Linked DNA regions of Homo sapiens: region 2 is linked to region 1. Evidence: chromatin loops called from intact Hi-C (ENCODE). Cell type or tissue: CD14-positive monocyte. All regions are shown on one strand.

Region 1 (5,000 bases):
TCAGCCTCCCAAAGTGCTGGGATTACAGGCATGAGCCACCGTGCCCGGCACCCCCGCCCAGAGTATTCTTTTCAAACATCATATATATTGGCTGCATATTTTTTTTTCCATGAGGCTACATGCAGTTACATAGCGTTTTTTGAACCACATAATAGATACTTATAAATAAATAACATCCATAATTATATATAAATAGCTATAACTCGTGTTATGATAAAGCATCGTCTTTCTTTGCCTTCATAAATGGAATATTCATTTAAAAATAACTTTCATGAGTATTTTATAACAAAGCTTGAAAAAAAGAGAAGAAAGATCGGTGAAATCATTATTCCGAAATAAAATCTTTGATGCATGTCTTTCCGGTCTTTGTTTTCTACATTTATGTGTGTCTGAAAGCCTGCATTTGTTCACTAAAAACATGTGGTGCACATTAAATAGAATCCTATGAATCTGATTATGTTTATTCCCAATGACCGTGGGGGATCTTTTCAAAAAGGACTACTCAGAGCGTTGTCGGTCCATGGACCAGTGCCATCCCCAGGGTTTCTCACTGTGTGCACGAAGACGCGCTCAGAAACGAAGGACAAGCTTTCAGCAGCTTTTATAGTAACCGGACATGGCATGGCACCTAAGCAAGTCAATCTTTTATTTTTAATGCTTCTTTTTTTGTTTTATTTTACAAAATTAGCACCCTGCAGTAGACTGGGCATACAAAGGCCTTTCTCCACAGCTGGTTTGAGAAGCACTGCTGTGGAACGTGACCATCATACCTGGCCACTGCAAAGGGACAGGCGCTGGCTCCTAGGTCCTCACCGCATGTGTCATGCTGGGCTCTGAAAATCCCTGTGTCTGCTTTCTTGTGGTATTTTTTTCTTTTTCTGTCCCTTCTTGCTGCTCCCAGTGAGCCTGTCTCTAGCGTTACCATTTTCTCCCTTTTCTCTTCTGTCCTTTTCTTTTTCCCTTGACCTTTTTCTTTTTATTTCTCACTTTTTTCCCTTGTTGTCTCTGGATTGGCAAGGTGGAGAGAGAATTAGCAATCCCCATGACCATGCTTGTTAAGATGAGTTGGGAAGCATGTGTGCATGGGACCTGAGCTGGGGTCTCAGAGTGTGCCTGTCTAAAACAAATGAGCTTTCTACCCAGCTGTTGTGACATGTCTTCCCATAGCTTGAGAACAAGTCTGTTTCATACTTTAGTAGATACGGGTTGCATTTTAGATCTGAAGTTGGCCAGCTCTGAATAAGTTAAATGTTTTAAAGCTACATATGATGCTTTTAGTATTATCTGCGCTTCGGAACTTTCTGTGTCTCTGCCATCTGCTCTTGACCTAGAATCGAGAGCAGAGTCTGATCAGACCTGGGCATATTCATCTGGGGACTTGGGCACTACCTGATCTTTTTTTTTCAAAAGGAGAAAAAACCCAGAGAAAGCAGCTACACACTGGTGATGTCCTGTTGCCAGTGAACAGGAGCAAGTGGCAGTAAGCTCTGGAGTGATTCCTCAGGCCCCATCAACCTAATGTCCCCTGGGCTACATGTACAAGTCCGGAGCTGGGAATAAAGTGAACCGTGATGACGAAATAACTGGCTTTAGTTAAATAATTTGCTGTTTACCGCTTCTCTGTTTATGAATCAGTTAAAAGCCCTTTTAAGTGAAATTGGATAGACTACAAAGTGTTGGTTTCATGTGTTTTATTTGCAGTTTAATCAGCGTGATCCAGCTGCTGGAGTGGGGAGAGTGGAGCCGGGGTTTTAATTATCCCTGCTTTGCCCGAGTTAGGAATTCCCAATGGTGCCGTCTGCGCGAAGATGCCAAAAACCGCATTGTTCTTTAATTAGCTGTTGTAATTGTTTTAGTCTAATCTCCGTGATTAGCAGCAGCATTAAATACAGCAGGAAGAATAGGCCTGTCCTCTACGTACTGCCCCAGTAAACAGAGCCTTTCTCCCTTCTGGAGAGGGATATCATAGAAAATCAATTAGAACTCAACCAGTGTTGATTGGAAAATGATAAAGACCAGCCACCATGAAGCAGAGATGGCTTTGAGGAGTTGGTTTATGGCCTCCATGGCCAGCTTGCCTGGAGAGCTCTGCAGCCCTGACCTGCCATGGAGGTATTTGGCTAGGACCTGCCAGATGGCCCTGTCCCTCTCTGGGGATGAGGAAATGGACCGGATTGGCACCAGCTGCTGTTTTGCCTTTAGGTTCTCTGTTTCATGCATTCAGCCACAAGCTTTCATCAAGCACCCCCTTTGTGCCAAACATCATGCCAGGGGCCTGGAGATACAGCACTGCACAAGGCAGAGACAGTTCCTGTCTGCATGGAGTCTATAGTCTATAGGAGGAGACTGATGGTCACCAAACACTTGCACAAGTGTTGGGTTCTTTTAAAGTGTGAAATGCTATGAAGGGGAGCTAGGAGAGAGTTTAACGGAGATAACTCATCTGGTCAGTGAGTTGGCAGGGCTAGGAGGGTGTCCTAGACAATGGAAGTATAAACTGAGATCCAATGAGTAAAAAAGAGTTAGCAGGGCAAAGAGGCCAGAGTGAAGACATATACATCATCAGGAGCAGCATGTGCAGAGGTCCTGAGGCAGGCTGGAATTCGATCCTTTCTGCTCATTGCTCTATTAGAGGCAGGAGAGTATGGTGGGAGTGAGCCAGATTCTGGATCTAAACCCCTTGTTAAAACCCTATCTCAGCTGCATGAAATTCTTCAAAGGACACTGCAGCACTCTGTCTCAGCGTCCCAGGATGTAAAATGGAGATGATGATGATGACGATGATGATTATATTATCTAGTTCATGGGAATGAATTAAGTTTCTACTTGTCGGGTCTTCAGAGCACTGCCTGGTAGGTACTGTGAGGCTTAGGAGGTGTGAGCTGGCATCATTAATCTGTTGGGGTAGCCTTCTCTTTGAAGTTTAACAGAATAGGCTAAAATCTAAATCTGTCATGTACAAGTCTTGTGACTTTGGCCTAGTTACCTAACCTTGCTGTCCCCGCTGTCTTATGCATGAAGCGAAAACACAGTCAAAGAACTCAGAGTTGCCATGTGAGTTAAGTAAGATAACTCAGGGGTTCCGTTCTGTTGTAAGCCATTGTTTGGTGCTCAGAAAGTAGTGGCTATTGTCATTATTCGTGAAACATCTGCTTGGTATGTGTTTGGTGTTGAAACTCAGTGATGATAAGTTCCCTTCACTACTTCTTCTTTCCTTCCCATTGTTAGCAAGGCTGCGCTGTCCTCCCCAAGTTCACAGAAAAGATAGCTCCGCAGCAGGGTTTGCCAACCTTGCCACCATACCATTTGGGGCTGGATAAGTCATTTTTTGTGTGCAGGGGTTCCCAGGTACTGTAGGATGTTTAGAAGCATCTCTGGTCTCTACCGAGTAGATTCCAATAGCACCCCATCCCTGGAACCACAATGTCTATGGACATTGCCATATGTCCCCTACAGGGCAAAATTGCCCCCGATTGAGAACCACTGCTCTAAGGAGAACAGAACAGATAGCTGGGTGTGGTGGCTCATGCCTGTAATCCCAGCACTTCGGGAGTCTGACACGGGGAGATCACTTGAGGTCAGGAGTTCGAGACCAGCCTGCCCAACATGGTGAAACCCCATCTCTACTAAAAATACAAAAAGTAGCAGAGCGTGGTGGTGCATTCCTGTAATCCCAGCTACTTGAGAGGCTGAGGCAGGAGAATTGCTTGAACCAAAGAAGTCAAGGCTGCAGTGAACTGAGGTCATGCCACTGCACTCCAGCCTGGATGACAAAGTGAGACTGCCTCAAAAAAAAAAAAAAAAAAAAAAAAAAAAAAAAAAAGGCTAGTTAGTACTTTGGGAACTGTCCAATGTGGGCTATTACAGTAAAAATAGTAAAGTTTGTTGGGGAGGGCAGTGTGCAGTGGGCAGTTGTGAGATCCTTTGAGCATGAGGCGTTTATAGTGGTTTTCAATTTCAGATTCATGTTGGAATCACCCGGGGAGAGTAAAAAGCAGATGTACAGCCTGCCCCACTGGAGTCTGATGTTGTGGGTATGGATACAACTCCAGGGTAATTCGTAGCTCTCTAGGTGATTCCAATGGGCCTCAGAGTTGAGGAGCACTTTGTAGATGAGGAGCTAACCTACCTGTGTGAAAAAAAGGTACTCAGGGAAACCTGCATGGAATGGTAGGGACAGGGCTCCACCTACCCTAGATGACATTTATTCACATACAAGGCATAAAAAGTGCTAAGTGCCTTACGTATATTTTACCGAAGTCCTTTATGTATGTTAACTCATGCAGTGCCAAAAACAATTCTATGAGTCAGGAACTATTATCATTAACCTCATTTCCGTGGTAAGAAAACCTAGGCACAGAGTGGTTAAGAAACTTTTCCAAGGTCGGCCAGATGCGGTGGCTCATACCTGTAATCCCAGCACTTTGGGAGGGCAAGGTGGGCAGATCACGAGGTCAGGAGTTCAAGACCATCCTGGCCAACATGGTGAAACCGCGTCTATACTAAAAATACAAAAAAATTAGCTGGGTGTGGTGGTGGGGGCCTGTAGTCCTAGCTACTTGGGAGGCTGAGGCAGGAGAATCGCTTGAACCCAGGAGGCGGAGGTTGCAGTGAGCCGATATCGCACCACTGCACTGCAGCCTGGTGACAGAGCAAGACTCAGTCTCAAAAAAAAAAAAAAAAGAAACTTTTCCAAGGTCACACAGCTAAGGAAACTCACAACTCATGCCCCATTTCCTCAGGAGGTGGGGCAGAAAGAGGTTTTGGATGTAAGCATTGGGAATGGTGTGTTTGAGGGTCTTCATAGTGGGTTAGATGAAGGCCTTGATGCGATAGATTGGAGGGAATGCCAAACTTTCACCCATCCCCTCATCAAGCCTTTATTGAGCACCTGCTGTGCTTCAGGCACTGTGCTAGGTTTTTGGAAATACACTGCTAATCAAAACAGGCACGGTTCCTTTTTCTGAATGTTTACAACCTCCGTAGTCTGGGGAAGAAAG
Region 2 (5,000 bases), 64 kb after region 1:
GTCAGAGCCTCCAACAAATAGGAGAAATTCGTGCTTACTGCTAGGAGCAATGGAGCAGAGGCTAGAGGAGCATCTTTTTTTTTTTTTTTTTTTTTTGAGAGCCAGTTTCACTCTCCCCCCAGGCTGGAATACATTGGTGCAATCTCAGCTCACTGCAACCTCCGCCTCCCAGGTTCAAGCAATTCTCCTGCCTCAGATTTCTGAGTTAGCTGAGACTACAGGTGTGCACCACCACCCCTAGCTATTTTTTGTGTGTGTGTGTTATTGGTAGAGATGGGGTTTTGCCATGTTGACCAGGCTGGTCTCAAACTCCTCACCTCAAGTGATTCACCTGCCTCGGCCTCCCAAAGTACTGGGATTACAGGTGTGAGCCACCACGCCCAGTCCTAGGGGCACCTTCTTCTCCAGGCCATCACTAAGTCGTATATGGATGGTGAGGACAGAAGCAACTAACCCAGTCCCAGAGGAGGAGGCCTTTTAACTCACACTCCAGCAGAGCAGGGGTCTGCATACATTTTCTTAAAGGGCTGGATAGAAATATTTTAAGCTTTTCAGACCAGAAAGTTTCTATTGCAACTATTCACTCTGCTATTGTATCAGGAAAGCAGCCATGGACAATACACAAATGGACAGGTATGGCTGTGTTTCAATAAAACTTTATTTATAAAAAACACAGGCAGTTGTTTGCTGACCTGCTGGGGTGGGAGCCTTGCTGAGGGTCAGCTGCTCTTGGGTACCCCTGCAGATCCGCTGTTCAGGCCCCGACACCTTTTTCCTTGGGAACTGGTAAGAGGCATATTTCAGCCCTCCTTAAAAGGAGGACTAGCAGGGATGCCGCCCATTGCCCCTGTGTTTCCATAGCAACAAGGGCAGCTATATGGAGCCATTACTCTTCTCTGTGGCTTCAGAGGTCAGGGGCCGTGTTGTAGGACATTGGATATGCTTTCAGATTAAGGCCTTGGGAATGAGCTTTAAGCAGAAGCAACATGTTGCAGAAACAATTTGGGGCATTGGTTGAATGATGCATTTGATCATTCGACTGATCAAAGTAACCAGGACCCATTTACCCATGGAGGAGCTGAGTTTGGGGTCCAGCCCTTCTGGAAACATCCATGCCATGCGTGGTCTCCAGAATGACTCCTGATCTTTGTCTTGACCCCAAATGACTTCATCACTTCTGTTCCATGTACACACATGAAGAGCCAAACTCAAGCACAAGAGTGTCGCAAGTTTGCTTTGCTCCAGGACTTAGTGTAAAGTTTATTCTACAAGGGCTGCATTCCTCTTAAAAAAAAAAAAAAAAAATTGCGGCTGGTTTCTTTCCCACAGAATTTACAACGGCTCAGTCTGATTTCTCTTATGGGCATAGATATATGAGCATGTCCTAAAGGCAATGGAATGTATGTAATATCCTACCAATATTTTTCCCTTTATAACTTTATTATATCATTTCCAGCCCTTAAGTAAACCATCACAGCACTTTCAGCTGGAATTTAAACGGGACGCTGGAACAAAATGTTTGTTACCCAGTGGCAAAGACAGTCAAGGAAAGAAACTGACTTGAAAAGGTGTGGTTAATAAGAAGCATTGAGAATCGTAGTCATGGCACTTTAGAGCTTGAAAAAGCCTTGGTTTCTGGTTGGAACATCTCCTATTTCCAGATGGGGAAACTGAGGTCCAGAGAGAGCCATCTTACCAGAGGTTAAACCAGTAGCAAAAGTAGGATGTGAAACTATGGCCCCGGCTTCCAAGTCCGTATGACTCACTCTTCAAAGGCCAGTCTGCTTAGCATGATCTCTCAGTCAAGTTTCTCTTCTGTTTCTCTCCCCTCTTCTCCAGGATGGCTACTTTTCTCATCGGCCGAAAGAGAAAGTGCGAACAGACAGCAACAACGAGAACTCTGTCCCCAAAGACTTTGAGAATGTCGACAACAGCAACTTCGCACCCAGGACTCAAAAGCAGAAGCACCAGCCTGAGTTGGCGAAGAAGCCACCGAGTAGACAGAAGGAGCTTTTGAAAAGGAAGCTGGAACAGCAGGAGAAAGGAAAAGGACATACATTCCCTGGGAAAGGCCCCGGTGAGGTGCTGCCTCCCGGGGACAGAGCCGCAGCCAACAGCAGCCACGGGAAGGATGTGTCCAGACCGCCTCATGCCAGGAAAACTGGGGGCAGCTCCCCCGAGACCAAGTATGACCAGCCCCCTAAGTGTGACATCTCAGGCAAGGAGGCCATCTCTGCCCTGTCCCGTGCTAAGTCCAAGCACTGCCGCCAGGAGATTGGGGAGACTTACTGCCGCCACAAGTTAGGGCTGCTGATGCCTGAGAAGGTGACTCGGTTCTGCCCCCTCGAGGGTAAGTTCCAACCCCGCTGGCTCAGAGAGGGATCTCCTGGCCACTTCCTCCTCCTGCCCAGCCCCATTCTGCTCACCTTCTCAGACCTTCTGAGAAAGGCCACCCTGTTTTCCAAACCCCAGATGAGCACACGAGATCTGATGTGTTCTAGTACTCCCTGAGTGTTGAAGTCTTGTATCAGAAAAATTTTGCAAAATCAGATTACCTTTTGTAGGTGCTTTAACCCATTGCCTTTATGGCAAAGGATGAAATTATAGTGAAATCGGGAGCTGATGTGATGCTGGCAGGAGCCAAGGGAGCTGTATTGATATGGTTTCGTTTCTCTTTCAGTAGAATATTGGGATTAGAATTGATATGAATATTATTGTAATTGATTATGATTTGAGAGGTTTCTAATTGGTTGCATTAACTTCAGAGGCTCTGTAACTTTCCGTTTTCCTTCATCAAAAGTTTCTTTCCCTCTTCTCTTCTCTTTCTTCCTCATATGTTTCCTGTTTCCCTCCTTCTTTCCTTCTCATTCCTTTATTTTCTTTCTCCCTTTTTCCTCCCTTCCTTCCTCATTTTCTTCCTGGTTTGTTTCTCCCTTTCCTTTTCTTCCCTCTTCTCATTCCCTTCCTTATTTTCCTCTCTTCCCCCTTCCTTCTTTCCTATTTCCTTTCTTCCTTATTTTAATTTTCTTTCTCTCTCCTTTCCTCTTTTCTTCCTATTTTCTTTCTTCCCTTCTACATTCCTTCCTGCTTTCTGTCCTCTTCTTTCCTAATTTTTCTCTCCTCCCTCCCTCCTTTCTTCTTTTCCTTCCTTCATTCTTTACTTCCTTCCTTCCTTCCTTCTTTCCACCTTTCCTTGCTCTTTGCTTTTCCCCTCCCTCTTTCCCTTCACTGGCACTCTTTTATGTGCGGATGACCTGATGATAAACCAGCTCTCTTGCTGAGACACGGAGGGATCCAAGCTCTGATCCAGAAATTCACAGGCAGAGTGGAGGGGCCATCTGAAGATGGGGAGTCCAGTTTCACTAGCGCATGTGCAATCGTGCCATTGATGTGTATTTCTTGGTAGTGATTTTCACCTTCTCTAGTGCCCTTGGAAGGGGAATGACAGCAGCCACAGGGGGCTGCTGAGGCTTCGCTGTGTGCTAGACACCGCACCAGGCTCTGTGCAGTCAATTTGTTTATCACATCCAACACTCTCTGAGGCTGATGCTGATGTCATGAGCCCAATTTTTTTCAGATGAGAGATGTAAAATCCCTCTCCCAAGGTCACATGGCCTTTAAGTGATCTTACAAGCTTACTGTTATGGCAGGAAATTTCGGACCCACTCAGAGTAGAGAGAACCCCAATGTACCATCACCCAGCCACGTGGTCGCTGTTTATTGACTCGTGGTCACTGTTGTTTAGGGCACGCCCCCTTCCCTCCCGCTAGCCCCTGCCACCATAGCTTACGATAATCCAGCCTCTGGGAGCACTCTTAAATTTTACTTTTTTCCTTGGAGAAGATATTCTCAAAATGTTTGTGAATTCGTTTGCTCAGTGGTTTTCTCTGTGGAGAGGGCGGATAGCATCCAAAAGGCACCTTCCCACGAAGAGTTGGTGCCACTAGCAACAAACAGAGAGGAATGCATTTGAAATAAACGGGTGTGGATTTCATTCAAGCTCAGCTACCAGCTAACAGGGAGAGTCCTTTCTGCTCTCAGGGCCTAGATTTCTTATCTGTCCAGGGAGCAGCTTGCATTCTAGGGGTCTTTTTGCTCCACCTTCCCTGGGAGCCTACTTCACTCTTTACTCCTGGCCATCCCTCCTTCTCATTGGGCCACACTGCAAGGCCAGCCCAGCTGTCCCTCACAAAGTGGCCAAAGGTTCACAGTACCCCCTTGTCGCTTCTAAATCCAAATACCAACCCCTGCTTTTGTTATCTCCGAAGGGAAAAGACCCTTAAATGAGCACGGAGGCCAGCAAGGAGGCAACAGAGAGCTCTGGGGGCTCCGATGGGGTTGGGGGCATGTCAGAGTCGAGCTAGATGGAGATTGGGGAGGTGTCAGGGTCAACAGATGCAGCTGGAAGGGATCCACTGAGGTGCTGCTCAATGTCAAGGCATAAAGTCAGAGAATCAAGCCAGCTGCAGAATTGGGGAGGAAGGGCTTTCCGTTCCACCGGCATCGGTGCATCCGGGAGCCATGCAAGGCTTTGCCTGGTGTCCTCCTGAGAAGGCAAATGGTCAATTCACCCAACTCTCTTGATGAAGAAAGGAAGTGCAGCAAGAGAATGGCTCCCCAGAAAAGTAGACTAAAAAGACCTCTTAAGAGAACTCTTCATTCGCTACTCTTTTTTTTGTTTTTTTTTTCGAGACGGAGTCTCACTCTGTCATCATGCTGGAGTGCAGTGGCATGATCTCGGCTCACTGCAACCTCCACCTCCCAGGTTCAAGCAGTTCCCTGCCTCAGCCTCCCGAGTAACTGGGATTACAGGCGCCCGCCATCACACCCAGCTAATTTTTGTATTTTTAGTAGAGACAGGGTTTCACCATCTTGGCCAGGCTGGTCTTGAACTCCTGACCTAGTGATCCACCCGCCTCGGCCCCCCAAAGTGCTGGGATTACAGGGGTGAGCCACCGCGCCTGGTGAGAACTCTTCATTCGATTCCCTGGACAGATAAG

What was found. A loop is a pair of places that touch in the nucleus more often than their neighbours do. Peaks named below come from ENCODE experiments on the same cell type or tissue, not always from the same donor. Only the 100,000 strongest peaks of a DNase experiment are listed, where the experiment ranks them.
Region 2: a loop joins it to region 1, with 3 times the contacts of the local background. A loop is called at or near these places in 1 of 110 quality-filtered maps.

What each region holds. Positions count from the first base shown.
Region 1 is chr16:17,320,166-17,325,165 of GRCh38, reverse strand. All of the region lies in intron 2 of XYLT1 (xylosyltransferase 1), which reads left to right. Among named protein-coding and RNA genes, the nearest start is that of XYLT1, 150 kb to the left of the region's middle. RefSeq lists an enhancer at 4,025-4,524. In CD14-positive monocyte, no CTCF peak of the experiment used is centred here; a DNase peak (open chromatin) is centred at 3,115; H3K4me3 peaks cover 487 bases; H3K27ac peaks cover 3,603 bases.
Region 2 is chr16:17,256,338-17,261,337 of GRCh38, reverse strand. XYLT1 (xylosyltransferase 1) reads left to right here. Exons shown (of 12, transcript NM_022166.4): 3 at 1,840-2,350. Among named protein-coding and RNA genes, the nearest start is that of XYLT1, 210 kb to the left of the region's middle. RefSeq lists enhancers at 1,628-2,027, 2,188-2,237. In CD14-positive monocyte, CTCF peaks have their summits at 2,116 and 2,320 (motif pointing left); DNase peaks (open chromatin) are centred at 1,777 and 2,327; H3K4me3 peaks cover 1,939 bases; H3K27ac peaks cover 2,585 bases.